Regions from separate parts of the Mus musculus genome. Here all the other regions are linked to region 4. The links are chromatin loops, found by intact Hi-C in ENCODE. Cell type or tissue: heart. All regions are shown on one strand. Region 1 overlaps Sulf1 (sulfatase 1). Region 2 overlaps Sulf1 (sulfatase 1). Region 3 overlaps Sulf1 (sulfatase 1). Region 4 has its middle 20 kb from the start of Mir6341.

Region 1 (8,000 bases), 310 kb before region 4:
AGAGAGAGAGAGAGAGAGAGAGAGAGAGAGAGAGAGAGAGAGAGAGACCCCTCTATCTTTATTCAATGGTACAATTCCTTACTAACTGCTAATGTCAATGAACTCTATTCTCAGCTTGCACCTTCTTTTGCTCCATTGTGTCCTCCTCTAGCTAGCTACTCAGTTGCCTACATCTGAAACTACATTAGAAATGTTCTGTCCCTTCATTCTGTTCATCCAGGCCCATGCTATGAATTTTATACCTTCAAAAAATGTCTGGAATCTTAGTCTGTTGTCCACCTTCACAGCCCAGGCCTCACACCTCCCATTTGATCGCAATGGTCTCTCCTCAGTTCTCCTAGTTTGCAGAGTTCTGCTCACTGGCCTTTGCACAGCCCATACTTCATATGGTCAATAGGAGACACAGACAAAATCTTTCTAGGACTCGGGGTGTAGTTCTGGGGTGGAATCCTTGCCTAGCATTTAGAAGGTCCTAGACTTCATCTCCCGTACCGCGAATACAAATAAGCAAGAATATTTCTAAACTATGAGTCACATCTGCTTTCCATTTCCCAGCTCTACAAAAATTCTTTTGTCTCTTCTTTGAGTGAAAAGCAGACCCCAAAATAGTGGACATGGAGGAGTAGGAGTTCTGGGCCACAGATGCTTCCCCCCACTGACCTGGGTTTGCTGCAGGAACAGCAGCCCGAGGAATTAACACTATCAGAGGCTGGGGAGATGGCTCAGTCAGTTAACACTGGCTGCTCTTCCAGAAGACCCCAGTTCAATTCCCAGCCCCTCCATGGCAGCTTACAACTGTCTGTAGCACCAATTATGGGTTATCTGGTACCTTTACTGACATATACAGGCAAAATACCTGTGCACATAAACTAGTAATACCTGCAAGTTTCTTAGTAATATATTCTGGTGGAGCTATAAACTGCAGATCAGAAGCTCGTCTGTGGATGTGTGCCTCACTAGAATTAACATTGTGCTGACATATCTCTCTTGGATTCAATAACCAGGCTATGACTAGTTCATAGACTAGTCTACCTCTCTGTATTGTTCATCAGTGCTCTTCCTTTCTGGAAAGTTCTTCCCGTCAGCTGCTTATTGTTTGAAGCCCAGCCCATCACCATCACCTTGTGAAAGGTCCTGGCTTCCTCAGGCAGAAGTAACAGTCTGAATTGGGCATCTTCTCTCAATCCTGAACACAATTCCTTTTCAGATATATAAAAAAAGCTAACTATTATGGGATTATCTGTTGTTTTGATCTGTTCCTCAGAACAACAACTCTTCCAAGACGAGACACTTTACCCACCTGAGTATTGCTACTGCTTAACACAGCGTGCCATCTATCCATCGAAGAAGTGAAGTAAAAGACGAAAGCAGGGGCTAAAGAAATGGCTCAGGACTTTGGAAGGAGCACTTACTGCTCGCTCTTCCAGAGGACCCAAGTTCAAATCCCAGCATCCACATCAGGTATTTCATAATCACTTGTAATTCTAGCTCCAGGAGGTCCAAAGGCACACATATAAATAAAGATAAATCTTAAAAAAGATGAAAGCAAGAACAAATAGGAAAGCACCAAATGTACTAAAATAGCGCAGTGTTCAAACTACATGCTAGATACTTTTCTATATTACATTACTTCCCGTGCTAGATAATTATTTTTATATTACTTCCTTGTTAAATACTTTTTTATATGATTTCCTTGCTAGATACTTTTCTGTATTTCTTCCTGCACTAGATACTTTTCTGTGCACTTCCTTTCGTCCTTCCAACACTCATCCCCTGGGGATGTGGAGTTTTGGCTCATTTCCTAGAGGTCTTGCTGCTGCCTTATCTTACTGCTGGTCCTCAGGTGACAGTGACACAAACTCCGACTTGAATCTTATCTGCCTGTGTCCCCTCTGCTGTAACTGAGGCTAAGGTTGACATGACAGGGCTGGTCTTTGTAGACCCTGCCTGACATAGAATGTTGATGGATTTCATCCCAATGTAGAGGTAAGAGAACTAGGGCTCAGCTTCAATTGTATCTTACAATTTCTTGATAGTCACAGATAATTTGAAGTAGAAATATAATTTAAATAAGAATTTTAAATTTAATTGAAATAATTGACTTATTCGTTTTTGCATTTTTTTTTTCCTGTGACAAGCTCTTCCATGTATCTTCAGCTGGTCCTGAACTCACGATCCTCCTGGCTCAGGTTTCTGAATGCTGAAATTGCAGGCATTCCACCACATCTGACTTAAAGGAAATCTTTAAAACTTGACAAGGAATCTTTCTATTTGGTCCATTTTGCACATAAAAGAGAGAGAGAGAGAGAGAGAGAGAGAGAGAGAGAGAGAGAGAGCTACTCACACACACACACACACACACACACACAGAGAGAGTGAGAGAGAGAGAGAGAGAGAGCTACTCACATACGCACAACTCTGTTATACAGGACACAAGTCTGTCTAGTGCTGCAAATGACAGCTTAGTGGATTAATCACAATGCTTAGAGCATTCAACCTTAGGCATCCTTGTAGATTTCTAAGTTTTCTTTCACAAAACAGTATTGAGTAATAATAATTTTCCATTTCTCATGATATGAGGAGATACAGTCATGGCTTTACCAATGCAAATTATACAATTACCTCCAACAGAACTTTATTCCCACGGCCTTCCGTTAGCAACAGTAGTTCTACCTGTTCAGAGCATGCACCTCACTCTGTTGCTCTACAGGGCTGGAGAGAGGTGACATCTAAAAGCCACATGCCACATCCCCGAGCTGAATATTTTATGAATGATGCATTCTTTATGGAGAGCAAGTTTAATAATTTGGCTCTGGGCTTTGCCAGCACTTAAGTTGCTTTTGTCCATGCGTCTTTAATATTGAACCATTTGGTCTACAGTGAAAAAAAATTAATGAAAGCTAATGTGCCCACTGAAGTCACTGTGTTTGTTATGTTTACAGAAGCCAGCAGAAGTTTCAAGCCTCCTGTGAAAGTTTATTTCATAGTATAAAAAGAAACGTCAAGCAATTATATTTACCTGAAATTGTGAGTAGCCGAAACAGAGAAACTGAAAATGAAGACAGTTACAATCTCTGCATTGCCCAATGAACCAAGTGAGTAACCAGGTTCCTTCCTGTAAGGACTTGGAGCCAGCCTGCTTGTAATGTAGCCAGGCTAGGCTAGACTAGAATGCACTGGTCAATCTAAGAGCCTCTTCCGGGTGTTATTTTGTCAAGTGAATTATCGTCTGAAATCTTTTTCTCTTCTAGTATTTTTAGGAGAGCCCAAACTGGGAGGGTGGTGAAGTTTGGCTAGAGACACGTTTTCCATCATCTAAGCATCTCATGTAGGGGTAGGATCACAAAACCATAAACTGAACAAGAGGCAGAAAGGAAAACCTGTTTTCTTTTCAGCAAAAGTAGATCATCATACTTACAAAAGTCGCCTTGAAAGTCTTCTCTAGAGAAAAGGCTCGGGAGCAGGGGAGAAGCAGAGGAGCAGAGATTAGGTGGCAGCAGGGACTTCCTTCCTCCTCCTGAATGGGAGAGTCATTGTTCCTTATCGCCCTGACCTCTGCGGGGCTCCAGGAGCCAGGGAGGGAGGCTTGGCCTCTGATCCCAGCCGCCCTCTCTCCTGGCCTCTGGGCCTCGGATTTCCAACTTGCAGATAAAACTGCCCGACCTGACACCAGTTCCAAGATTCATTAGGGACTGACTGCGAAGTGCTTGCAAGATGCAGTTATATAAGCCCGGCGTATTATTATCATCACACACCCCCATAGACCCAGCTCTGCCAGACAAACAAAAGGCAGTTCCAAGAAGAGGAGGAGCAGAGGCACAAGTTCCACTGGGGGTGAATTTCGGGACACTGCTGAACTGACTGGGAAAAAAAAACCACCATCAGGCAACCCAATAGGAGTATGCAAACCTCCGCAAACAAACTGAGTTGCAGCTGGCCGGCTGGGAGGGAGGAGGCGGGGAGGGAGTCAGGGTTTCCAGGCATGCGGTTCTGGCGCTTGGAGCATCCAGTACAGTAGGTAGCTGTGGCAGGACTGAATGGATGAGGAAGATGTGGGCTTTGGAAAACCAGGCATTCCTGAGGCCAAGTACTTTGTAAACACTGATCGTTCTTAAACCCGGACCCGGTGCTCTGTTCTCATTATTCCTGGTCTCCTTTTCCTAATGGTGGTTTGCAGAGAATCTCCTGTTCTCTGTGGAGTTCTGTTTGAAACTTGTCTGGGTCCCTGCTCTTTCCTTTGTGAGAGCAACTCCCCACCCCCAAAGCCAGAGTCATCTGAGAAAGTTCCCTGCCACCATGGTCCTCATCTCTTAGCTTTTTGTTGTATTTTCTTTCTTTCTTTCTTTCTTTCTTTCTTTCTTTCTTTCTTTCTTTCTTTCTTTCTTTCTTTCTTTCTTTCTTCCTTTCTTCCTTTCTTTCTTTCTTTCTTTCTTTCTTTCTTTCTTTCTTTCTCTCTCTCTCTCTCTCTCTCTCTCTCTCTCTCTCTCTCTCTCTCTCCCTCCCTCCCTCCCTCCCTCCCTCCTTCTCTCTCTGTCTCTCTCTGTCTCTCTCTCTCTCTTTCCTTCTAAAAGATTTTATATATTTATTTTATGTATGTGAGTACACTGTAGCTGTACAGATGGTTGTAAGCCTTCGTGTGGTTGTTAGGAATTTTCAGGACCTCTGCTTCCTCAGGACAACCCCACTCTCTACGGTCAACTCGGCTCGCTCAGTCCCTGCTCGCTCCGGCCCATAGATTTATTTATTATTATACATAAGTACACTGTAGCTGGCTTCAAATGAACCAGAAGAAGGCGTCAGATCTCATTACATGTGGTTGTGAGCTACCATGTGGTTGCTGGGATTTGAACTCAGGACCTTTGGAAGAGCAGTCGGTGCTCTTAATCGCTGAGAGATTATTATTACCCTTGCCTGCTCTTAGCATTCCCGTTCTGGGGTAAAGACTCCTATCCTGTCACTTAAAGCTCACAGTTTGTGTTTGTACAGTAATTTTCCCCTTCCGGTGCCGCCCTCCAGTATCACCTACCCGGCAGCATCTTAGAAAATGAATCACTCTCAACAGGTAGATTTAACAGTCATTATGTTTAGGACCTTACACTCACATTCTGGCTCCTAAAATCTAAAATCTCTGCTCCCCTGGAAAAGCTCACCCCAATTTCTCTCCTGTCTTAGTGTCCACAACGCATCTTGCTACTGTTCCCAGAGCTCCCTCCTTGTCCGATCCTGCTGATGGCCCGAGTCAGCTCAGAACTGCAGTCCGTACCTTACTGAGTTTACTGAATTAGTTTGAGTAATTAGGTTTCACTTTGTAGCCAGGGCTGTCCTGGAACTCACAGAGATTTTCTACCTTCCTTTGCCTCTGCCTCCCCATTGATTATTAAAGGTATGAACAACCAAATCTGGATGGCATTGAATCCATCTTACAGCTTGACTGAATCTCACCTGTGTCTTTTGAGTTATGGAAGAGCCTACCCACAGGTTGGTTGTTCTGGGTATGTCTGAAATAGACTTATACCTGTTTGTGGTTCCCCTTCCGTGTTTAAATGACTGAGAATTCCCATGTGTAAATGATTGAGAATGTAAGTTTAAAAGGGAGAGGCTATTTATGGGATGATTCCCCAGTAGGGCAGTCTCTGGATGGTCCTTCCTCAGTCTCAACTCTGAAGTTTGTCTCTGTAACCCCTTCCATGGGTATTTTGTTCCCCATTCTAAGAAGGATCGAAGTATCCACACTTTGATCTTCCTTCTTCTTGAGTTTCATGAGTTTTGCAAATTGTATCTTGGGTATTCTAAGTTTCTGGGTTAATATCCACTTATCAGTGAGTACATATCATGTGTGTTCTTTTGTGATTGGGTTATCTCACTCAGGATGATATCCTCCAGATCCATCCATTTGCCTAAGAATTTTATAAATTCATTGTTTTTAATAGCTTGGAAGGCAGAAGAGGGCATTGGACCCTCTGGGACTGATGGTTGTGAGCCACCATATGGGTCCTGGGGATAGAATCCAGGTTCCGTGAAAGAGCTATCACCCCAGTCCCCTAATGAGCATTAGTAACCTACTAGTATCTTGAAATACAGTCATTTAACCTTTGTTTTACCAATGGGAATACCAAGCCTGGCTGTGGTAACCCACTCTTCATCTCTAGAACACAATCTCTGAGGGAAGCAATCATTAAGGAGGGAAGATTCATTATGGATCATGGTTCCACGGACTTCTGCCCGTGCTGGCTTGTCTGTTCTTTGGGCATCATTCCAACTCGTATTAGTGGTATAAGCGACTAGGTTTGATATCTTGGGGCCTCATTGAACCCAAACCCACAAGTTCCTCTGTTTTCCCCAAATTTGCAGTCCAGCTAGTAGGAAGGACTCTCCACTTGGCTTGGCCCCCTGTCAATCAGATCAGCATACATCATCCAGTCATCAACTCAACTCAGCTTCCTGGGCTTCATTCAGCTCAGTCCTGCCATGGAATTTGTCAAAGGAGCCAACCCTGTTCTCCCCTGCAAGCTCTCTCTGGCTAGACACAGACACTCCATCCCAGCTACAAAAAGCTAGCCTCCCCCGGTTCTGTGATTCACTGTACTCCCAGTCCCAGAGTGCATCTGGTCTTGAGCCTCCTCCCCCAGGCAGTGAGTACATGACTAAGTGGATCTTCACTGCTCAGCGTCCAGTGCTGTGAGCTCAAATGTCCCCAGAGCTCTAGGGTGGAACTAAGAGAACAAAACAATGACCAGACATTAATACTAATACTAAAAGGAATTTATTACACAGACCTATTGCCAAACAGACCATCTTTAGACTTTCGCTAAGCATTATGCTATTCGCAAGTAGAAATAAATTTTAGCTCAAATAATGTCAACCAGAACTAACCTTTATTAATTTCTATACCCTTGAGCTTTGCCATCTGCTGTTTTTAATTTGTATTTTGCTCACCTAGAGGTCTGGGAGGTCAGTAGCTTTTTCCCTTTCTTTGAGCAAGCTTTAGCTCCAGTCCTGCCTGGAGGCAAAGAATAAAAAGATGACCCTTTCATGACTGTCATTTAAATCCACTAACTACATTCTTCCAGGAAAAAGCAGCAGAAGGAATTTTTCTCATCTCCATAGATGGCAGCTTATAATAAACTTTTTTTTAACCTGAGACATCCTATTATTAATATATTCCCAAATTCTCAGCCCTAGAAACAAACCTTCCGATGTAATTTCTTTCCTGGCCGTGCGATTTACAGTGGAAAGGTCATGTTTGCACTAGACTTTGGTTTGAAATTAATCTTCTCTCCTTTCTATAGAATCCAGGCACTTTATTATTTAGTCATTTCCAAATATGAAATGCTTGTCATTCTTGAACAACAACCTAATCTCCCCTTTGTGGGTGGAGAAAGGAAAACTGCAAGCCACTGCCAGGACACAGATCACTTGGAGGGTTATGAGAAGGCCTGAAGTGCCTTCCTCTATGTCTCAGTCTACAAAATAAAGATGTAAAGTGTCTCTGAGCAGCATGTACGATATTCTCCTGCCATGGAAAGGTGTTCGTGCAAAGCCCATCTGCATCTGGGTATGGGATACCCTGGGAGTGTTGGCAGGAGGATTGCAGAATTGAGTAGGCAAGGCTAAGTAGTGAGTTCTTTTTAAAATCTTGTTTATTTTTTTTTAACTGAATTTGTTTAGTTTTAGTAAGTGTATGAAATACTGGATTTTTGTTTTTTGTTTTTTTGTCTTTTTTGGAGGGTGTAGTGGTGGTGGGGTTGTTCCAAGACAAAATTTCTGTCTGTAGCCCTGGCTGTCCTGGAATTCACTCTGTAGACTAGGCTGATCTCAAACTCAAGAGATTGGCCTGCCTCTGCCTCCCAAGTGCTGGGATTAAAGGCATGTACCTCTATACTGGGTTTCTTTGTGACATTTTCCTGTCATTCTATTTTGCTTGTATTTACCCCCTGTCATTGTCCCATATGCTGCCCCCTACTCCAGATGGTATCTGTCTTCTTCCTAAATAGTGCCCT
Region 2 (8,000 bases), 360 kb before region 4:
TTCTTTTATGTGCAGTCAAAATCTCACTGACATTTCTTAACTAAAAAAAATGTGTTTCCTCACTCAACAACCACTTTAGGTTTAAAATGTTAGGAAAACATTTGTTTTTTAAATCCAAACAGAGGCATTTGTTTTATATTTGGAACAGGACAAACAATAGCCTGTGTTTAGTGAGAGATTTGGAGAAATAGAGAATTGGAGCTCTGAGAGATGGTTCAGCAGTTAAGAGCAATGGCTGTTCTCTTAGACGGTCCTGGGATCAATTTTCTGCACCCACATGATGGCTCACAGTCATGTAGCCCCAGTTCTAGGAGACTTAACACACTCTCTTGACTTTTGTGGACACCAGGCATATATGTGGTGTACAGACATACTTGTAGACTAAATACCAATATAAAGTAAAATAAATGTATAGAGAAATACACAGATAATGTGTAATTACAAAGTAGGGACCAGCGGGATGTGAACCTCTCTTTTCATGTAACAAGTTCTCAACTATATTTAAGTAACGTTTAAGGTAGTTTAAAGTTTCTCCGTCAATCAAAGAGTGTTAGCAATTCTTCATAAGCCATGGGAATGAAAAACAAAAATGAACTCTTTATAACCTCCCAGATTCTAGTGGACTTTTATCATAGTATACACGGCTCATTAGCCTCCGTATAAAATGGGAACAGTAACAGAACAATAGCTTGGGCAGACTGCCCACACTCTTCCTGAGTTTTCCTTCCAGAGGGCTATGGTCATGGTCTACAGCCAAAGATATGAAAACTCTCAACATGAGGATTCTGAATATATCAGTATTTTCAGCAAACACTTATACTGTTGTCTTACTTAAATACAAAATCTTAATGTTGAACAGGAAGATAGTAACACCAACAACTGCTATGTATGAATCTCGATACATTTTCATTTTTTTATTTTCTTGCCTTATATTTTTATTGGTTAGAAAACTTATCAGCATTCAGAAGGTTGAGGCAGGAGGATTGTGATTTAGTTCTAGGCCAACATGCATTACAGAGTAAGGGAGTGTCACAAATAAAAACAAATTATAAACAAAACATTTAAAATGTATCATTATTATCTGTAGGTATTTTTTCTTTTCCCCTTTGACTATTATAAATATGATCTGATTTAATTTTCAGTTGCAAATAGGAACACTGCTTTTACTTAAATTGCATTTTTAAAAATTCAGTCTCAGGGAGGGGCATCAAGATTTCTATACTTTATAGGAATTTAAAAAAGAATTTGTTTTGCATGTCTCAATTTTGCCGTCAACTAAGATTTTATAAACTCAGATGAATATGCAGTTTGCATTCTATTCTTAGACGTGTGAAACAGAATCCATTGTCAATTTCTAAAATCTAAAGTAATCATCGATAAGATAGAAAAGTTTAGAAGAAAACATATGAATCCACAAACCAAACTACTTCATTTAATTGGATTTATGTTTAACCACTGTGAAATTACAGTCACTTGGTAACTCTGCCTAGTCTACACCATAATTCTCAAACTGCTTCATATGGTATCACAGAAAAGAAGGATAGTGCTGCCGTGCAAGACCTTGGGCTACGCAGACATGGCTACCGATGGCACAAGAACACTCTGGCCATTGTAGCCTCCCCAGGCAGAGAAGGGACAGATCTGGACTCACTTGTGGTGTGTGTGTTGCCTGACACATCTCAATGTATTTAAGCTTCACAGTCAGTAGAGCAGATGCTGGGATGCTGTGTTCCAGAGTCAAGTGGGCTGCATTGATTTTTAAGTACTGCAACAATTAATTTGCAAGTATAAGACTCAAGTATTAAAAGTAGAAGATTTTCTTAAAAGGCTTAACTGTTCTATTTTCTTCTCTTTTTCTGTTTGGTGCTGAACATCTAACTTAGAGCCTTGCACATAAGACAAGTACTCTGCCACTCTGCTGCATCTTCACTCAGTCTCTCTCTCTCTCTCTCTCTCTCTCTCCTCTCCCTCCCCCCCTCAATAAAACAGAAATGTTCTCATAGGAAAACAACAAGGGTTGATCATTGCAATCTCTGCCTCATAGAACCAAAAACCGAGAGAAGCAAAAAGCTAGAATAGACTAAATTGAGTTGTTTGCACCTCATTTTAGAACTGAACCATTGAGGCCTCGAGGAGAACCAAGTATATGCTAAGGGTGTTCTACCACTGGGCCTCATTCCAGCCTCTTTCCTGGGACCTCACACAGAATGCACAGTTTGATGACACTGGTGATGTGCATTACACATAATTCAGAGCAGCATCCTCCCATGCTTCTTTATTTTATTACTTTCTGTTTTTCAGTAATGCCTGCTCTGCTTCCAATCGAAGAACTTGGTCAATGTCACACACAGGACTTAACTCTGAGATGCCCTCTCCTGCCTTCTCCAGTGTGTATAGAACCCTTGGCCTTTCCAGTAGAGGCTTCTAGGAGACAGCATATCAATGAGCTGGGAGGGAGAAAGAGGAAGGCATTTGACTTTGGGTCTTCACCTAAAGAGAAATGGTGTCCAGAGTCCTGTCAGGCCAGCATCCGTCCATGGATGGCCACAGAGTCAAAAGAGGGCCCAAGCCTGAATGCCTTGGCCCCATAAGAAGGGTTACTTCCTTGTCATTCTCCATTTCTGACATCTCTCCTCTACTGACTGGCGGGCCCACAGTTTTAATCAAAGCATTTATGTTTCTATGCTTTTACATGTAGTTAAAAAGTCAATGTCAGAGCTGATGGGATGTCTCAGAGGATAGAAGCACTTGCTATGCAAATCTGACAACTCAAGTTTGAGCTCTAGAACCCATAAAAGTAGAATAAACTTGTTCTCTGACCTACACATATGTCCCACCACACACACACACACACACACACACACACACACACTGAAATTTTAAATAGTAACCACGCCCCCCTAAAAAGTAGGTATTGTACTCTGTCCTATAGAATGCAGACATCATAATTGATACACACACATCTTCACCATTCCTGTATATTTTATCGAACAGCTTGCTCTTCTTAATAAATAATTAGAAGCAAAGATGTTCTTTACACTCTCAAACGCATTCCTTACAAGTTCATCTCCCTGGGGGAACTTCTGGGCTTTGTTTTCAAATACATGTTTGGTGATAAGTGCCCTTGCTTTAATGAGACAACTGCTAAAATGGTATCTTCCCTTTCTACATTCTCTTCCTTCCTTCCCATGTGTGACACAGTCACTATAGCTGATTGAAAAAAATTCTCTCACTAAGGCCAAGTCTGTATTTCCATTTTCTCCTGGGAGGAGTACCGGCTGGTCTTGGGTTAGTGTGTGGTGCAGAAGGGAAAAGCCCTTCCGTTGCTTGTTCTGATTTGGTTTCCCCAGGGAAGAGATAGATCTAGTTAACTCTTGTGCTTGTCAATGGAAATATCAGGTCACTCTTCCCTTAGACTAGCTTAGCAATTGTCTCATGGGTCGGTGGTAAATTTTACCCGTATACTTGCGAGTGTACATAGATGACAGCTGTTGACATTGACATTGATGAACTCGGTAGAAACTAATGTACAATGCAACCTTTCTCGTTTCTTTCTTACTGACCACCCCGCCCCCATTATCCTGCTCAATTGCTCTCTATTTCTCCCTTCCAGAGACTCATACTTATCTGCTTCTTCCCTTCCCTCTCTCCCCTGAAACCTTTCTAAGAAGTCTTTAGCAGTGGGTGTCATGCAGGAAAGGCTAAAAGCTTCTTGATTTAGAGACTTCTGGGAATTACAGAAAACTGAGTTCATGATAATCTGGCTAAATTAAGAGAGACCATGCTGGTAATGATGACACATACGTTTTATCCCAGAATTCAAGAGGCAGCTGCAGGCAGAACTCTGTGAATTTAAGACTAGCAAGTCCTCAGAGTGAGTGAGACCGTGTCTCAAATCACACAGACAGACAGACAGACAGGCTGACATACAAACACACAGCATGTGACTCTGATGAAGGCGTCACTATATAACTAGTGCCAGCTTAGGTCTTGCATGTCTCCCACAGGCGTTGAGACGTTGATCACTAGCTGTCATGCTCAGAGAGGTTATGGGATCTTTGGGAGACAGACAGGTGACAGCATGGTAGGTCACTGAAACTGTGACCTTGAATAGAGTGATTTGGGATCCCAACCCTTTTACTTCCTGCTGCCAAGAGGCAAACATTCCCTTTATAACACACAGTCTTGCCGTGACAAAATGTGATAACACATGCCCCACGCAGCAGCTAGATCACGAACCAACCCTTTCAAATCAGGAGCCCAAGTATCTTTCTTCCTGAAGGCTCCGGGTGTAGATCAGAGGGGAGGGGTGCAGCCCAGAAGAAGGAAACTCAGCGTAGGAGAGGACCTGGCTTCAATCCATAGCCTTAAAAAACAGGCAAAAGAAAACAAATAACATTCCACTCGTCCAGGCGCTAAGGCACTCTTCGATGCTGACAGAACCATGCTTTCCCCTGTTCAAAATCCAATGCCTTCTCACTCTTGGCTCTCACGTTAAAATACTTACGGTTTAAAGAATTTCCCGATATTTAGCCAATGAATTTCACCTCCACTAAAACGCTGGGTTCTTTTTAGTGTGCCAAGAAGGTTTAGACTCTAGTAAAGTTTTCTTTAACTTCTTTCTGTCTCTTATGTATCTACCTCACTTCCGTAGAAACTTCGTGTTCCTTCTCTGGACTCTTGGGACTGCCTGTGTGTTTCTCTGCCAATGGACAACCCGTTCCTCTCCCAAGTTCACTTGGAATCTGGAAGCTAGCTTAGTGGACACTACTGTAATAAAACACTAGCCTAGATGGTGATATACCATCTTTTAGGGATACTTTCTCATCTTAGTTTTATTTTGAGAAGTGAGTTGACTCTTTAGAGAGGGCAGGACTCCGCAGCAGTGTAATTGCTTAGCCTGCTCCAGGCCCTGGGTTCAGTCTCAGTATCAGAAGGAACAAAGTGAATTGACTACCCAGTCTTTCATGTTTGGCAGATTTTAAGCCCCTGAAGACAAGATCTTTTCTTATTTGCATATCATTGTAGGCTGTGAGATTGGGACATTTAAATACTTTTTCAAACAGCATGAGATCCCTTCATCTTTAGAAGTCTTTCTTTTCTCACTAAGCCTTAAAATCAAGACAATTTCATTCAGTAGAAAAAGGAAGGAAGAGAAAGAAAAAGAATGAGAAAAATGAGCAAGTCAGGTTTTATTATCAATCATTCTGAAAGCCATTTCTTAACTTTTAAATTACTCTCTCCCTGAGCAATGGCTAAGGCATTTGATTCAGAAGTGGTCTCTCAGCCGTCCAGCACGTAGGGTGCCAGCTGAGATGCCAGGGCAGAAGGAGGAACTCACTTGAGATGTACCAGTTTTGTCATTTTAAAGACTGCCCTGGATGTGTGAGGTATCTGGCTGCAGGGCTAAAGCTGGCTACTGCTCTGTTTCAGAGATGAATTTAAGCTCACAAAGAGAAAGACCAGGGTCGGGGGTTTTAACCCGATGGTATTTCTGCTCTTCTTGTCTCCAAACTTCTCTCCAAAGACACCATGCCTCAGCACCCCTCCCTTCCCTCCTAGACCAGTGCTTGCAGAACTCACAGAACATCCTGTCAAGCTGGGGTGGATTCTTGAAAGCGTCATCTGCAGACTGTGGTTCTGGCCTGAGTGTATTATCAGTCTAAAGCTAGAATTCTTTAACCTTTAGAGTCGTGGACGGCCCTAGTTCACAAACCTGCTGCAAGGTTTTGTTCTCTGACATCCCATTAGAAAATGAATGAGCCAAGGCCTCTGCTAAGAGTTGGAGGGTTAAAAGAAAAAAGAAAACGAAGGTAAACTAAAAACAAATAAGCTAGCAAACCAAACAAGAGCAAGCTGAACAGGCTGGCTACTGTTTTTTCTTTACTAAAAAAGAAGAGAAAGAAGTAGGGAGAGGGCTGGTGAGATGGCTCAGCAGGTAAGAGCACCCGACTGCTCTTCCAAAGGTCCTGAGTTCAAATCCCAGCAACCACATGGTGGCTCACAACCATCCATAACAAGATCTGACTCCCTCTTCTGGTGTGTCTGAAGACAGCTACAGTGTACTTACACATAATCAATAAATAAATCTAAAAAAAAAAAAAAAAAAAAAAGAAGTAGGGAGAGGAGGATGAAGAGGAAGATGAGGAAGAGGAGGAGGAAGGAGCTGGAGAAATAGCTCAGTCAGTGAAGTGCTTCGAGAGCTTACCATTCAAGTCTGAGGACTTAAATTCAACCCCCAGCACCCATATGCTGAGCATCCTAGTGGCGCACGCCTTTAATTCCAGCACTTGGGAGGCAGAGGTCTCAGATATCTGAGTTCAAGGTCAGCCTGGTCTACAGAGCAAGTTCCAGGACAGCCAGGGCTACATGGAGAAATCCTGTCTTTGGGGGGTGGGAGGAGAGGTTAGATTAAGCACAAGGCAGAGCCTTCTGAAATTATTCATACTCTTGAAGTATGCTGCCCACATTCATATTGAGAGGGGACAAAGCTAGTTATTTGTGTATTTGTATATCTGTTTAACATGGATTCTGAAACTGTACAGGGGAAACACACATAATTAATAATAATAGTGTTTCATTCCATAGGATCCTAGGATGATATCATTAAGAAGCCTTCAATGTATGAAGCTATGGATACCTTGGGCATAAGAGGCATCTTTCAGCTAGGGTATTGACATTCATTCAACAAACCTCTAAGGAGCCTTACTATATATACCAAAGGCTGCGAGGAATGCACAGACATCAAGTGCCTGCACCTGCTTTGGGAAAGAATGAAGAAGCCAATAGCCTTCTTTCTGCAGAGAAACACAGAGAAGATGAGCTTGAGAGTTATGTCCATCCTTTCTCAAATGGGCATAGTGCAGTGTGAACCACAGCTTCTAATGATAAAACCAGATGTGACCTGGCGCAGACACTGTTTCCTCCATGTTCTACTTGGAGGTTAAATTGTTATTTTCAAGGTGGCACATGTAGTGAGTAGGTGGGAGACTAGCCAACATTCAGGAAGTCACATGCTGGGGCCCCTCCCCAGGAAGCCTCCCAGTATCCCTAGAGGATCAGGCTGGGTAGGAGGTGGTTTGCCCCATCTCACCAGGCTTTCCAGCCATGCCTTGATTCTGTGGCTTGTGATTTTGGCATTCTGGTTTAAATGATGGAAAAATGTATTTTGCTCTAAGAGAATAGAAGTTGGTGAATGACGCCAGGGACTCCTGGAAAAACATCTGTGGAAGTCTATGATTTGCAGCTCCATCCTGTGTCTTAAAATAAACGTTTTAGAGGCAGAATCTCAGTGTGGAGCCCAGGCTGGCTTCACACACACACACACACACACACACACACACACACTTGGAGACTGTACCAAATAGACAACAGGTGCGGTGAGTCCACAATAGCATGAGGACTGGTGACATGCTGTGTGTAAAACATGGCATTGATGCTAGGAAAATTTAGATGAGACCCAAGTTTAAACTAGTCAATGTTTGTAGTAAGAAGGAATGGGTAGGAGGGCTGGTAGTGAGAGCAGAGACCTGCTGATTTGTCATCGGATAAGGGCAGGTGTGCCATGCCCTGGCAGTTACATGTATGTCTTAGTATCTGTTCCCCATTGACTTTTCAGTTAGAATCCTCATCATATTTAAGCCAACCATCTACTTGTATTGTATTTGTATTTCTATTGTATTTGTAGGGATATGAGACTAGCATCTTATTTTAAAGATGGTAATGCTGGAGCGGCAAATGCTAGCATTTGTTTTTTTCCTGCTATGTAGCCCAAGCTGGCCTGGAATCTCCCTGTCTCTGGTTCCCCAGGGGTGTGCACCCCCATGCCTGGCTTACAGATTTTGTTTTGTGGGAACCATTTGTTTCCCTTTGGTATCTGGTGTTCTAGAAATCCCCTCATCTCTCCCATACTCCCACTTCCTATTGAAATATGATTTAGAGTAAATTGCCTCCCATTCCCCCAGCAGAAGTGATGGCTTCAAAGGCTGATAAATGCCCAA
Region 3 (8,000 bases), 290 kb before region 4:
ATTTCCATTCGAGTCTTGACAAGTTATCAAGGAAACAACAAAATGTGCCTGTTAGTTTATTATTTGTTCACTGTGAAGTATAATTCACATGGCCCAAAGAGGCAGCCTAGATTTGGCTATTCCTACAGACCTAAGATTCTGCTTCTAATTCAGTTGTAGACCAGACCAGACTGGTACCGGAATATTAATCCATATTCTTGGAGCAAAATGTCTAATCACAGGGACAGTTATTAAACATGTTTTCTTGTACTCACCTGTGTGTGTGTGTGTGTGTGTGTGTGTGTGTGTGTGTGTGTGTGTATGTGTGTGCACGGGCACAAATGCCTGTGGGGGCCAGATTACAATCTTGGGTGTCATTCCTCAGGTACCATCCACCTTGGTTTTTGAGACAGGGTCTCTTATTGGCCTGAAGCTCACCAAGTAAGCTGAGTGAGTTGGTCCAGTCAGTGAACCCCAAGGACAGAGCTGTTTCTGCCTCTCTGGTTTACAGGCACATGCAGCCACCTGACCTTTTAAAGATTATTATTGTTATTGTTATTATTATATGTTGATTCTGGGGGCTGAACTTTATACTTGGCAAAGCAAACACTTACAGCTGAGCTATCTCTTCGGCCCTACATGAAATTTTTCATGTTTATTTTTTCGTGTCAAGGAAGTGAGTCCATGACAACATGTGTTTTGACCACATAGGTATTATTTTTCATTCTACTTCATTACTTCTTTTCTTTTATTAAGAACTCTGAACTTCTCCAATTCAAGAATCCTTTGTGACTCTAATAGACAGGCCTAGCGCTTAGCCTGCAGAAACACATCTCAGAGTTGAAATTTGAAATTGAGTCATTGAGAGAATTGAATGAGGCTGTGCACACCTGTTATCCTGGCCCTTCTGGGACGGAGGCAGGAGGATCTAAAGTTCAGGACCATCCTCTCAGTACAGTGAGATTGAGGCTGCCCTGCATTACATAAGATCCCGTTTCAATGTAAGTTCCTGAATAGTAGCTTGTGTTCCTTGACTTCACTAAAGAGCCTTCCCTCAAGACATTGTCCCATTGAGCTAGGTGGGGGCTGGAGAAAGCCTGAGGCTATGCAGCCCAGCTGAGTGCTCTATTGCACGTGATCCTTATTGATCTGACTTCAGCGATCGCTCGGGTATTAGGTCTTCTACCCTTGTGCTGGAGTCTCATCAGTTCAGTTGCCAGCCATTAATGGCTTTCAAATATAAACTGGCTCATGTCAATCATGCCCTCATGCCAGGCAACTCTGAGTGAGAAGTGGGTTACAGGTTCTGCTACTCTAGCTGGCGGTTCTCCCAAAGGATCCAAAGTAGTTGGTTCAGAGCACTCAGTTGCATAATAAAATCCAGGCCAAAGTCTTCATTAAAAACTTGACTGAAACCCAAGTCTCTTTTGAGGAACCAAAATGCTGTCAAGTCTCTATGTTCCATACATTTTCCTGAACTAGAAAGTGCATTTCAAGGGTTGGAGAAATGGCTTGGCAATTAAGAGCACATACTGTTCTTACAAAAAACTACCCTTCAGTTCAGAGCACCATTAATGGCTGACAATCACCTGTAACTCCAGCTGCAGGGAGTCTGGTGCCCTCTTCTGTCCTCCATGAGCACCAGCAAACACATGTGTGCTCGCATAAGCCTGCACACATACAGGTGCACACATAATTAAAATAAAATAAGTTTTTAAAGAAATAGATTTCAATCGCAAATCAGACTAGTTCAAGCTCTGTGTCCTTTGGGCATAGTGTCCCGAGGATACAGCGCAAGACGATGAAATGATCAACGCAGTTGTCTTCTTTAAAGAAAACAGTAGCTAAGCTTGGAATCCACCTACTGCATTAGGTTGCTGTGCGCCTGAGGAATGCTTCCTCTGTCTTAAAAAGGCAATTACAGGACTGACAGAAAATGAATAAAAAGAAAAAACAAGACTTCTGAGGCGCTAGAATGGGAGACTAAAGAATTCAGGGCCAGGCTTGGGTGCACAGCAACTTCCTTTGGGAACGTGTTCCCAAATCTTAAAATTCAGAACTATGCTGTATGTTAATTACCTTGATTGGATCATTGCAGATTATAAATATGGGTCAAATGTCACACTTGACTCCACAAATTTGTCCAATTACCATGCACCAATTAACATTTTTTTAAAGAACTACTTGTTTTGTAGGGAAGAAAGGAGTCTGTGGGTGTGTATATCATTTGTAAAACTTGTCATTTATACATTCTGTAAGAGGCTATCAATCAAGCTCTTCCATGGTAAAATCTGAAGGTTTATGAGTAGAAGCAACTTAAATATTTTATCTCTTTTGCCTCTGGACTTGCTTTAAATTTACATTCCTTTCCACCAGCATTATCTTAACTGAAAGAAGAGAACTGTAAGTGTTTTGTAGAAGTAGTTTGGTGTTCTGACTTGAAAAGTCATTATTTTCCCAAACTTAGAAATACCAGAATTTTATTGGCCAATCAATAATCTCTTTTCCCTCCTCTCCCCCTCTCCCCCTTCTTCTCCTTGCCCCTCTTGTTTCTAATCTTAGAAAAGATTCTTTTTAGTCTAAGGGGAAATGTCTTAGCTCTGCAAACATAGGTTGGGTTCCTCTTTCATATCTATCAATGATCAGAGTTAGATTTTTGTCAGTTTGGACTCTATTGGTATGCATTTACATTCACATAGTTTAAATATTTATTTTCATATTTATGAATGTTTTGTCTGCACGATGTAAGCAGGCCACATACCTGCGGTGCCCAAGTAAGCTAGATAAGGGCATCTGCTTCTCTGGAACCTGGTGCTGTAAACACTTGTAAATGGCCATGTAGGTGCTGGGAACTGAACGTGGGTCCTTTGCAAGAGAAGAATACGCGCGCGCGCGTGCGTGTGTGTGTGTGTGTGTGTGTGTGTGTGTGTGTGTGTTGGGTGCAGGGGGCCATACATGAGTGCACAATTGCTGAGCCATCTTGTCAGCCTGTGTTCGCAGATTTTACCCATTATTGAGTTAGTCCGAATGTGACTCTTTGTTAGAACATGGAAGCCACAGCTAGAAAGTGGAGTCTGCTCTGTTTCATGATGAGTGCACTCCTATTTCCCTAAACACAGAGATAGAAAAGACTTAATAATTCATGGGAAGTCTGGGGTATGCCAAATAAAAACTAGTACATATCCTACAACTTTACTATCTGTCACGTTCCAAAAACCTTCCTTGCTTTGACCAGCATGAAGCTCTGGGGGGTGGGGGGGTGCAGAACAGGATTTGTGGGGGCTTCTCCTTCTGGGATGTGCATTCTGTAAGATGAAAGCTGAACTTTCCCAAACTCCTGGATGCTGCCCAGCCCATCTGTCCTCCAGGAAGCTCTTTCTTTCTGCTTACTAGACGATTACTTGTGGGCAGGTGAAGGTTAAGGAGGAGGCACTGTACAGGCAGGAAGTCTCTTTAGGGAGCATGTTATGCTGTGGAAAGGTGGATGGGAGCTAAGCTATATTTGTGGTACACATTTTGAAAATAATAGTCACAGGCTCACACTTGTAAAGTATCATCAATAAGGACACACTCTGCATCCAAATAATCCTTTCCCTAGCTCATGCGATTCTCCTGAAGCTCGCAGCCTAGGACAGCACTTGGAATTAACACAGCCAGCCATATTACCTGAGTTAGAACGTTCTGTCATAGGAGCAGAGTGAAGACCTGAAAGCCCTCATTCAGGCTCCACTTTGCTTTTTAAGGGATGTTATAACTGCCCAGAAAAACGAGATAGACTGGATGGTATTAGAGCCTTCATTAAAGAAATAAAAGATTTTCCCAAGTTCTTGAAACATTCCACTTCTGGACTTTTCTGTAGTTTCTGAAGCGGAAACGCTATATAGAAGAAGAGTAACAAACAAAAATAAGCCAAAACCACGAGTTCAGCTCATTGCAACAACAGAAGCAGGATCTCACAATTACAATCTGTATATCAGGTGAAGACTAGACCTGTGGCAACCTAAGAATTGGTTAAAGCTTAAAACAGGAGAAATCAAACAAAAGCAAAACTACACACATAGGGGAAGAAAAATATCAGGGCTGATTTCTCTCATGTCAAAATATATACTTTAAAAATATTATTTTTATTTCTGTGTGTAGTGTAAGAGTTAATGTGTGCATGCAATGCCCAGCGTGGCCAGAAGAAGGCATTACCTCCCTGGAACTGAAGTTACAGAGAGCTGCAACTGCTGTCTGGGTGTTGGGACTCAGGCCCTCTGTAAGAGCAGGAAGGGCTCTTACTCCCTGAGTTATCTCTGAGCCCTCAAATTATATATAATTGGGTGCTTCAGTGTTGATTCTCCATCTTATAATACACAGTTCTCTTTAGAAAATTCCTTAAAGCTTCTGAGTTCATTGTAACCTTAGAAAGCTCATTATGTAGCATAGGCTAGCCTTTTGAACTTGTAATAATCTCAGCTCTCCCAAGGAAAATCTTTCTTTTAAATGTATTAATTATTATTGTGTGTGTGCTTGAGTGTGCATGAGTGTGCTGCCACAGAACAATCTTTGGGAATTGGTTTTCGCCTTCTATTTTCACATGGGTTCTGAAAATTGAACTAGGGTTGCCAGGCTTGTGTGGCAAATGCTTTTACCCACTGAGCCGCCTCAGGACAGCCTTCTTTATTTAAACAAGAGCCACCTGGCTCTTGGCAGTTCCCAGATTCCTCCTGGTTCTAAGTCTTAACCTGGTGATGCGATTTGTTTAATACGAATCTCCAGATCAATTTTGGGAGACTCTACCTTTGACAATGAAGACTCCTTATGCAGAAACAAAGTGTCTGACCCAGCCTTGGCCACTGCAGCTAGTCAGAGGTGTGTCACTCTGTACCTTAGAAACACAGAAAGTGTTTCTCATGTTGGCACTCATGTTGTTAAAAACAAACAAAAAGTAGAACCAAGAAAAGATATTACAGTGGATGTTGACAGTGTGACCCCAGATCTCCATAATCCCAGAGCTTGAGAGGCCGAGACAAGAAGAGCCTGAGTTTCAGGGCAGCCTAGGCTACACAATAAAATCTCAGGGAAAACCAAATCAGGCGAGGTTTGAACTTTGAAAATAGAGCCTTTTATAAATTAATAAGACGTTAGTACATTATTAATTGGGAATACAGGAGCCACATATTTTGAGGGCAAAGTTGAATAGCTTGGCTGGTACAGCTGAAAACCGAGCCAGGCAATTAGGAGTCAGTTCTTTTTCAAAGTTCTGGAGACAAGTCTGCAGGGGAAGGGAGTTCGCAGAGGCGGGGCATCGAGTTTTAAGTGGAGTGGGAGGAGAGGTAGGATGTGTTGGGGGTGATGTTTGTAGTTTCTTCCCAGTTCCTGGCCTACTGCAGTGGCAGCCCAGGAGATTAGAGTGGAAAGAAGGCCCTTTGACCTTTCCAGGCTCCTGAAAATGTGTCAAATGACCAGTGTCCGCCCACAAGCACATTTTGTTACGTGGAATACAAAGCTTATGTGAGAGAATTTCTTGCTCTGTTGTACTTCCCGAAAAAAAAAAAAGTGGCAATGGAAGATTCCATGTTCCCTGGTAAATACAGAGTCCGGGAACAAACGAGGGACTCAGGCTGACTGCATGCAGCTTTGTGTTAAATTTTAGAGGTGGTGATTCCTTCTCTGTCTTGCCTACACGTTGTTTTTCTTAACCAATTACTTCTGGAAGCCTGACCTAAATCCTTTGTTTATTTAGTCTGGTGTGTGTGTGTGTGTCTATGTGTTTTGTCTGCCTGTATGTTTTTAAATTGCTTGCCTGAATGCCTATGGAAGCTAGACTATAGCACCAGACTCCCTAAAACTGGAGCCACTGTATAGATATAGGAAATTGAACCTGGATCCTCTGACAGAATAGCCAGTGCTCTTAACACCTGAACCATTTCTTAAACCCTCTTGGTTTCTTTCTAGATTATGTGTCAGAAGGAAGAGAAGGGCTCTTGTAGAATGGTCTGCTTTGGCTGCCCGTGCCCTTTATTATCCTTAGTGCTGAACCCAGGACTTGCTCTTCCAAGCAGCATCACCAGCTCACAGAACCATCACAGAGGGTGGACCTCACAGATCCATCAATGCATGGTCCAAACTACCTTTCTTCTTCCACCCCTCCCATCTCTATTTCCCCTGCCTTTGGAAATGCTGAGTAGAGCACAGGCCGAGATAGAAGGAATTATGGAGTGACGGAGACAACTCATTCTTACATTGTGGGTCATGGTTCCTAGTCATCCAATAGTGGATATGCTGTGATATATTAATAGATGTGGAATGCTTTATTCACAACATTCTAAGTAACCCTTTATCCATCTTACAGACATGTAACTAACCATTGTTTGTTCCCCTGTTCAAGGTTGTATAGACAAGTAATATCATCTCTGGATTAGAAAATGGGCTTGGACTATCCAGATCTACAGCCATAGTTGGTATTTTAAGTGACAGAGGGGCAAGTCATAGGTGTAACTCCTATCAGAGTCATCAAGGGATGTTGAAGTAAATGGAAATTTTTTACCTAACGATCTCGACTTGGGACAATAATTTCACATTTTGATTACAAGTGTTGCTTCCCCTAAGGGCTCTTAAAATAAAATCAATTGAGTTTCATGCTTGTTCCTCCTTTGTAATGGACAGATGAGGAGAAAGCACTAAGAGTTGACTCACAGCTCTGAATGAGGTTACTAGAAAGCTCCTTCAATGTCTGAGTGTCTCTGTGAGCTGGAGAACACACTATGTGGAGATGAATGTAAAACATTACACCTTACCTGAAGAGCCATGTATAACTCACTAGCTAAGGACCAGCACTGAGAGAAGGAAGGCTCCCATTAGTGTGAGTGGATGGGGGGCCTTTGGGAGAATGTAGAGATCAAGCTAAAACTCTGAAAGATGAGTAAGTAGAGGGGGGTGAGTGAAATGATTCTTTTCATACACAGGTTTATGAATGTAGAACCAGAAAGAACCATGTGGCCTTAGAGTGTAGCTCGGTGGAGAACACTTGCTCAGCACACAGAGGCCCTGGGTTTCATTCCAAGGCCTCCAGATGAACATCATACATGATATGAGCTCACTTCCCACTCAACAGGGATGCAAATAATTAGGACAGAGACTTATGTGTGGACACTGACCTGGTCACTGTAGTTGGGGTCAAGACACAGTTTTCACTATTGTGGGATGGGGTGGGAGTATGGCTGGAAAACTGAGGCTAACTATCAGTGGACCAGTATGTAAAGGTGTAGTTCGGTGGAGGAATACCTGGCTTTCTGTGCCTGAGGCCTCAGTTGCCAGCACATTCACAAACAGAGGGAAATGGAGACAAAGAGGACCAGTTAGGAGACTGTTCCAACAGCCCACATGTAAGAGAATCATTGCACTGGGGCAGTAGCTGCAGGCCAGATGTGGAAGATATATTAAAGGAAGGGCTCTTAGGATTTGATGACAGATTGGCTGTAGGGAAGAGGAGAAGAGTGAAATGCTGGGGTGGAGGGAAGAGGCTGAGAGGAACTCACATGCTCCCCCTTCCTCCCCAGCATATTGAGATTGAATTGAAAATATTTTTAAACAGGAAACATTTTCAGGCATTTTTTTCCCCTGCAAAATACCTTCTATTGACTTTTTTTTCCACAGATCTTACATAAAGGTGATTTAATCATATGGACTCATATTTAACTTTACACAAAGCCTCTTTGTTCCAATGTCAATAATGACAAAAATACAAATATTTAGATCAGCATATAAAGCTGAAATCTCCTTAAATTCATTCTGGCTATGCAGTTTTGCGTGGGGGGGCGGGGGGGGGGGGGGGGGAGAACCAGATGTCCTGACTGGAACCATTAGGTGGCCTGATTCACATGGCAAAGGCTGGGGACATCCAATATTATACACAACTCAGTATTGGAAATTCCCCTTTGAGACTGAAAGAACAGAAGTTTCAAATCCGAAACCTTACTCTATGCGCAGGGAGTTAGGAAAAGAAAAGTGTCACACTTGCCACTTGGCTGAACCAT
Region 4 (8,000 bases):
TATTTGTAGTATGTCAAGTATTCAACAAGTTATTGTTCCAACGTATCAAATATCTAATGCTTTGGAAATATACAATGTATTACATTATAGCTGTAATATAGAAAGAAGTTTTCCACCCTCTTCCCAAATCTTGAGTCTCAGGTACAGGAATTACGTTGTAGATGTGTCAATTGGAACTAGGGAACACACAATTTCCTGTTCACTGCATTTAAGTGGTGCTTTTTCTGTAATGATTCTCATATGTGGCAAAAGAAGATTCACTGATGGAGGGTGAGAACTACGCCTACTGGTGGGCATAAGGACAAATATTTTGACTGCAGTTAGGGATTATGCTGGTTTAGTTAAGTGGCAGTTGTAGGTTCTCCTCCAGGATCCATGACTTCTCCAGCCCTAGGTTTCTAGTACCATGCTTGATTTCCTTCCTGTTGATGGGTGTCTTACGATCAATTTGAGAGCTGTTGGTTATAGGTGCCACTACTCATCATGCTATGCTGCTCATTGCTGTGCTTCATATGCGTCACAGAAGAAATTCTATATTGCATGTGTGTGTGCAGATGTAAACGTGTATAAGACAGAAGTTGAGGTTGAATGTTTTTCCTTAACACTCTTTTTATATCTTGTTTATAATCAGGACTTTTCAAGGTACTTGTAACTTGCTAATCCTGCTGGGCTGTCTGGTCAACAAGCTCCATGGATCATCCTATGATGTTCTGTGAATATAGGTTAGTACTTTTATACTCAGTTGTCTTCAAGCGTACTGGCAATCTGAGCTCAGGGTCAGGGTCTCATGGTTGAGCAAAAATCACTTTATCCACAGCACTATCTGTAATTATTGATTTCTGAAAGGATTTTCTTTCTGAACCTCAAAAAGTTTGGAATCCCTAATTTTATTTCCTCTCATAAATGATTGTGACTAAGATCAAGGAGTTAAGCAACACTGACTTAGATTTTCAGCTCTTTGAATTTCATGGTATGCTTGAGAAATGAGTTATTTTATGTGAGTACACTGTTGGCTGTCTTCAGACGTACCAGATCACACATATGATCTCATTACAGATGGCTGTGAGCCACCATGTGGTTGCTGGGAATTGAACTCAGGACCTCTGGAAGAGCAGTCAGTGCTCTTAATGGCCGAGCCATCTCTCCAGCCCAAGAAATAAGTTATATATGACAGAAATATATACAGATATGTGAACAATAATAAATTCAAATAATAATGTAGTGGAATGCATAGGTAGTAATGTCATAAGTGACAACACATGTAAGACTTTCTGGTACTTTGTTGTATTTATATTTTTCCTGTTAAAACAATCCCAGAGGCTGAATAATTTATATAATTTTTTTTTCCATTGTAGGGGCTTGGAAGCTTCAAACCAAAGATCTGAATCTGATGAGAGTCTTCCGGCTGTGATATAATATACTGGAGAGTTCCACACAGTGAGATTAACTAGCCTGCTCTAACAGCAATGGCATTGATTCCTTCATGGTGGTGGAGCTCCCATGGCAGAATTGTCCCAAAGTTTCCACCTTCATATCACCATTCATGGAGGATAAGCTTCACTGGGAGTATTTAGAGAATATTTAGAGAGTATTTAGTCAACCAGAATGGGCTACAATGAGCAGGTTTTTAAGGGGGCCTGGGTAGATTTCTGAGATTTAAAATGTAAATTTCTGGGTGGAAAGCTAAAACATAGAGGTGGTAATGACAGCATAGTAGCAGGAAAGCAAGGCATACAACACAAATTGAAAGCCTATTGCTAGGGGTGGCATGTGGGGTATTGGTAGACATGAATGCAAGGGGAATGTGTAGTCAGAATATTATCAGTCCTTAACTGGAAGTGCTTAAGAAAGTGGCTAAACAGCCAGGAGGAATGAGATGGCCTCTGTAATAAAGACTTTTCTGGAAATTGTTTGGCAACATCATAAAGAAGGGTACTCTCAAGGTCTCAGTTCACTATCACATCTATATCACAGTAAATAAACTACAATAATTACATCTTGGGGGATGAGGCATCTGTGGAATGAGACACAATACTAAGAAGTCTTTTAAATGATATTACATGTTTGTAGGAGTAATGTTAACAGGGCTGCTCATTAATTTTCTGTGAAGGTACTAAGTTCAACTTTGTAAGAAATGAATGGCTTTTATTAAGCTTTGGGAAGGAGCAGGCTTAAAGATTTCTGAAGAGATGACAATGTAGATCTCAGAAGTTCCTTGCAGATTTTGAAATGAAACTCGGGGAACACAACAGAATTAGAGAAGCTGAGGCTCCAAGTGGGAAGGAGGAGGTGAGGGAGAGGAGCCCAAGGGGCTGACTGAGCTCAGGGAACTATGTCTCTAACTTAAAAGTCAGTAGAGTCTGTGTCTGCTCTAATTAGCCCTGTAGATAAATTCCATGCTAAGGTTCCTGAAAAGATATATGATTTGGGACAGGTAACTTTCAATATGAAAGCATGAGTTTCAGATGTAATTTTAGCAGAGGAGAGCAGGGGTTAGGAAAAGACCAGGACAGGCCAAACCACTGAGTAATTGCCAAGGCCTGGAGGCCTGGAAAAGAGCAGTCCCAGGGTTCTGGTAGAAATAAAGGCAAATAAGAGGTAGATGGAAGGCACATTCAACAGAAGATCGGTGTGACTCACTAGCTATTTGAAGAACAAAGAAACAACTGAAGTTCCTGAAGGACAGTAAGAGATTAAATTCTGGGTTATAAAACAGAGGGAGCTGTATTCTAATGACTATTCTTATCACTTTGAAAGTACTTTTTCCCCCCAAATCAGAATTGATTAAAGGAAAAAATCCAGTAGAGGCTGAGAAAATGTAAGAGCTTCCATATATATATATATGATTCTTCTTTCATTTATTTGTTCGGCAGATAGCAGAGTTTAGTGACAGTCCTTTGAAGCTTATCTAGTCGAGCTGCAGCCAGGTCAGAGACTCCTTGAAGAATGACTGATGAGGGAGAAATCAAAGCTATCTCCAGAAAGAACAAAGATAGAGAAAAGACAACAGCCATGGGGAGAGAACAAGGAAAGACATGAGGGCATAAAAATTAAAGAAAAAAAAAAGGCACAGGAAATGTAAGACTTCAGTTTCCTTAATGGCACTAGTGAAGAGAGGGAGACGGCTGTCCTTCGCTTATTTTAAATCCACAGAACATTTTCCCAACAATGCCAATATGACTTATAGACAAATTTTATGCAACTTGTAATTTCCTATATACCACCAAGACAAACCAGTTTAGCAGAGCCGCACATGTAATTATAAAATGCTTGTAAGCACTCCTGGTAGAGTGGTTTAATGAAATAACCAGTCATTTCATTACAGCACGGAACAACTGAAAGCTTTTGTAGTGACTTGTTGCACCAGACCAAGTAAGTAGACTTTTCCTCAAGAGAACTGAAAAGCAATGGAATCTTATCTTGACGTCAACACTGTCTTTGCCAGGATGTTGAAACAGCTTTTCCTGTCACTAAAAGGACACACTATAATCCATCTGCTATGTATAATTTGACAGTCTGCATTGCTTAAACAGTAGGAGGGAAAGAAAGATCTACCTTGCAAACTTTCCCCTGCAGGAGGAGGCTTTCAGGAGTTACCAATTACTAGCCAGGCTAAATATCTCAGCAGACACATCTGCTCAGGGGTTATCCACAAAAACCTGGCATACAGAAGGTTGAGGTGTGTGTTGGCCTGAACATACCAACTGTTACAGGATCCAATCACTTAGTGTCAGTGTGCGTTTTTTGGCAGCCTCTGGTGGCATTGCTTAAATGTGCCCAAGACCTGACTCTGCACACATGACTCCTGAGATGATAATCTCCTCAAAGTTTAAGGTGGAAAAATCCTGTGTGCAGGGGGTCTATGCCCAGCAATAAGCCAAAGTCCTTAGCTCACTTTTCCTGACAGTACACGAATGAGCAATCATAGGGCTGGGTAGATCTGTGTTTCCTCCTGATAAGAACTACTTTCCCAGGACCCACATCAGTTCAGTACACACCCACCAAACATCCTAAAACTCTTTCCTGGCACAGGTTCAGAATATAAAAATCTGTTCTTTCCAGAAACTTCCTTTGCTTATCATGAGTTGAGGTTCTCAGGTAATGGCAATTTTTAAGAGGTCAAAAGGAAAATAAGAGATTTCAATTAGTACAATCAAGTTACCTTCCAAAATCTCAAGAATGTTAGATGAGATTAAAAATGGACAGCAAACTGAACGTAGAAATAACAGCTTTCTTCATGGGAAAAGAACAAGCCTAGATTTTCCATGGCATCAGTGAAATCAATTCGGAACCAGAACTGCCCGTAAGACGCCTTTCCCGCCATCCAAAGAACTAGGTTTGGGACTAAGGGAAAGTGACCCAAATGTCAAGTAAGATCTTAGATCTGATCTTGGGAAAGGAAAAGAACATAAGTGGGAAAAATTGATGAAATATGAATAAGTTCTCTAGTTCATTTACTAGGAATGCATCCACATCCATTTCTTGCTTTGGGAATTCTTTGATTAAACAGAGTGATAATGTTAGGGATGATGGCTGAAGGGCAGCTGAGATATTTCTGGACCATCCTTGCTATTCTCTTGCAGATTTAAGATTATTTCAACGTGAAAAAAAACTTCTTTTTTTAAAAGGCCAAATCAATGCAGTGTGTGTTAACTACTTGTTTTCACTAGTGTGGTGATAGCTCTTGTTTTGAGTGGTAGAATTGCAGGACTTTGGTGGAGACACAGATTCCCATACAGAACTACTTTGAGAGAGATTATCACAGTTGATTTAGCTCATAAGAGCACCAATACAAGACCTGTGATGGGACTCTGCTCCACAATACTTAGACAAATGGCTGCAAAAGATCTAGACTATTTGTCATTTTGATCAGTACGGGGCACCACCAGTGTATGTTGCTATTAAAATTGGCAGCCAGCCTTTAACTAACCTACAACTTAAGCAAAAGATACAGTCTGGAAAGATGGAAAAGATGCACAGTCTACAAAAACAGAAAAACGAGAATTTCATGAGTTTTACATCTTTTTAATTGTAGAAAATGATGAGAAAGAAAGACTTGAAGCTGCCTCATCAGTGGTTTTGATTTTAAGCAAAACATAAAATTTTTTTTGTGTTTCCAAACATGAGGCTTCCTGTAGGAATAGGTCCTGAGAGGAGAATCGCACAGCTCAGGCTGCCAAATGCAGAAACAAGTTATTTCCAACTTTTGTCGTCAGTGAATACTCCTGATCTACCCCTCCCCTTCATCAAATTAAACATTTTGCCAAGCCCTAGCAGACAAACTCAGCTCACCATTGAGTGTTCAGTTGATCTCAGCTCATCTTACATCTATCCCGGGGCAGTAATTTAATATCTATTATGAGTTTCATAGCAATCCTAGAGTTTTCATTTGGACAAAGCATTTCCTTGAGAATTCTAGAATGATACCCAGCCTCATAAGAGATTCTGTAGAGATATATTGCTTCTCCCCTAAAAGCAAATATCAATCTTGTATGGACTGTGATCATGTGTTTTTTTGAGGGCAGTGACTAGTTCACCAATACTGCTGTATCCACACAGCTCTTAATGATGTGTTTTCTCAACAGTAGGTAGTTAACAAATGCTGCCTGGCTCACCTACATGACAATATGAAAAGTGCATGAGTGATTTGTGGAAAGAGTTAAATGAATTACCCATGTACATCATTATCAGCAATGCTTGGATTCCACCCCTGCCCCCAAGAGACAAGTGTGAGGACTTTTCTTTCCTTTTTCTTTTTCTTTCTTCTTCTTCTTTTTTTTTTTTTGTCCTTTCATTAAAGAAATGGCTCACACTGTTTCAAAGTAGAGGGAGAAATCAAAATTTTGGCCAGCTGAAACCCCATGATAGCCTCAGCAAAATATAGTTTTAACATAAGCCAAGGAAATCCTTCAACAATACAGAAACGTAGTCTGTAGAAATAAACTCTCTCGAGTAAGCACCTGGTTTGAGGTCTCTTCCTAGCATTCTTGTTTGACTTCCCTTTTTCCAGCTTCTCCTTCCTATTTGTTTAGAGTACCACTGCTTTCCAAACTGACCTTTGTCACGGTACTGTGCCATGGACTCTAGCCATGTGCCTGGTCCAATATCTGTAGCTGAGATGTTCTGCTGTTGTTCAATTTTGCTGAAGAGGGGTAATGGTTCAGTGGTTAATTGCATTTAATAAATTAATATCCATTTTGATACATCAGTGTCTCTTCTGCTTTCCATTCTGGAAACATGTCCCCTGTGTTCTTGTATGCTTATAGTTCTTTCCTCTTTCCAGGAAGCTCTTCCTGCAGAAAGCACAACAGCTCTGCCCTTGTTTTAGCCTCTTTTCTGAGTTTGTATTGGTGAAGGTTTGCCTCATTTCTCTACATATGAAGGACAACTTTGCTTTGTTTACTACCTTAGACCCATTGTCTTCACAAACAGGAAACTCAATCAGCAGTTTTAAAAAATAAACTGACTCATACAACATTAGATTTTCTCATTTTGTAAGGCATACCACTTTAGTAAGTAATCAAAATCAATGAAGTCAGCTTTTTTGATCATGTTAGAACATAAATGGAGACATACAGCTATAACACTCAGGAAGTGTTCTCTCTTCTGGACTATTGCAATGTTTATCAGAAGTTACACATAGTTTTTTGTTAGGTTGTCTGATTAATTTAATGAGTTCTTGTGATAGTTTTAATTGTCAATTTAACACAAGGTAGATTACCTGTGAAGAGAGATTCTCATGTAGGGACATTCTGGATCAGGTTTACCCTGGGTGCATGTCTTCTGGGACTGTCTTGATTTTCTTCATAATGTGGAAATATCCACATTGAAAGTGGGTGGTGCAATTCTGGATTTGGGGCCTAGTCTGCGTAAGGGTAGGGAAGGCTGGTAGAGTACTGTGGATGTACGCATACACATCTTCCTCTTCCTCAGTGGTGAATGAGATGTGGCCAGCTTCATCAAGTTCCTGTTGCTTTGACCTCCCCACAGTGATGGACGGAAACCTGGGATTGTGAGCTAAAATTCACTCAATCTCCTCTAAGGGGCTTTTTGTCAGTTCCTCCTACCACAGAAACAGAAATGAAAGTAAAACAGTAGTATCTCCCTCTTTCCCAGCTAGCAATCGTCTTCCTCAAGTTCAGAGACCACATAACATAGTCATCATTATGTTGCATGAAAACACAGGAGAGATCCAATCAGTACTCCAGCTGAGTGACAGGATTTTATCAGTCATGATAACACTGAGAACAAAATTGAACAGATTGGTAGAGAAAGGCTCACCTAAGCTTGACTAGACATAGTCTTTAAACATATTCCACTACTTTAGTTTTTATTGAATATTTGTATATAAATTAACTGTGAAAAATAAAATAGACACAGATCTGAGTCAGTAAGAAGCTCCTGAAGGAAATCTTCACTTACGTTAGGAACCACGTCTCTGCTGGCATCTCTTTCACATGGATCCTCAGTTTCTTTGGAGTTTAATTAGCTGGCATCAAGATAGAAAACAGAGATCCATTAGATAGACTTTTACAAATGTTGCCATGGAAATTTAGTGGTTGATTTAGAATATGAAGAATAGACATGTTTACCCAGGACTATGCTTTGGAAAAAACAAATTAAAAACCTAGTTTTGCAATAAAACGTTCTAATTCAAAAATGAATATAAAATCATCAAGATTTTAAAGCTTTCTCTCTAGATTTGAAGATAACAAAATGGCCTAATTTCAAGCCAGTAGATATGATATAAATGTGCACACAGTGAGTTCATTTTCTGTAAGAAAAGCACACAGAAGATCAACCCAGTCATAAACCTTCAGTGAGTCAACACTGGACTTTTATGGGAGTTCTGGAGTTCTTTTTCTTAAGAGCAGTGACTCAACTCAAGGGATACACATAGTGTAATATTTTTATGTTCAAATTTTGTTCTTTCACAGTGGTCATTAAAGAGAAAACTGGCTTTTGGAAACATGGACTCATAGAGCTATGTTTAAAAGTCA

What was found. A loop is a pair of places that touch in the nucleus more often than their neighbours do. Peaks named below come from ENCODE experiments on the same cell type or tissue, not always from the same donor. Only the 100,000 strongest peaks of a DNase experiment are listed, where the experiment ranks them.
Region 1: a loop joins it to region 4, with 2.6 times the contacts of the local background. A loop is called at or near these places in 2 of 42 quality-filtered maps.
Region 2: it touches region 4 in a loop (8-fold over the local background); 5 of 42 quality-filtered maps call a loop at or near these places.
Region 3: it touches region 4 in a loop (2.4-fold over the local background); 2 of 42 quality-filtered maps call a loop at or near these places.

What each region holds. Positions count from the first base shown.
Region 1 is chr1:12,714,202-12,722,201 of GRCm38, reverse strand. All of the region lies in intron 1 of Sulf1 (sulfatase 1), which reads right to left. Among named protein-coding and RNA genes, the nearest start is that of Sulf1, 26 kb to the right of the region's middle. In heart, no CTCF peak of the experiment used is centred here; DNase peaks (open chromatin) are centred at 1,821, 3,161, 3,741 and 6,591; H3K4me3 peaks cover 1,090 bases; H3K27ac peaks cover 1,308 bases.
Region 2 is chr1:12,761,022-12,769,021 of GRCm38, reverse strand. The region is part of intron 2 of Sulf1 (sulfatase 1); the gene reads right to left. Among named protein-coding and RNA genes, the nearest start is that of Sulf1, 73 kb to the right of the region's middle. In heart, no CTCF peak of the experiment used is centred here; DNase peaks (open chromatin) are centred at 3,291, 4,331, 4,691, 7,031 and 1 weaker place.
Region 3 is chr1:12,695,421-12,703,420 of GRCm38, reverse strand. The region is part of intron 1 of Sulf1 (sulfatase 1); the gene reads right to left. Among named protein-coding and RNA genes, the nearest start is that of Sulf1, 7.0 kb to the right of the region's middle. In heart, CTCF peaks have their summits at 1,601 (motif pointing left) and 4,161 (motif pointing right); a DNase peak (open chromatin) is centred at 5,310; H3K27me3 peaks cover 1,455 bases.
Region 4 is chr1:12,401,524-12,409,523 of GRCm38, reverse strand. No RefSeq gene overlaps it. Among named protein-coding and RNA genes, the nearest start is that of Mir6341, 20 kb to the left of the region's middle. In heart, no CTCF peak of the experiment used is centred here; a DNase peak (open chromatin) is centred at 3,853; H3K27ac peaks cover 267 bases.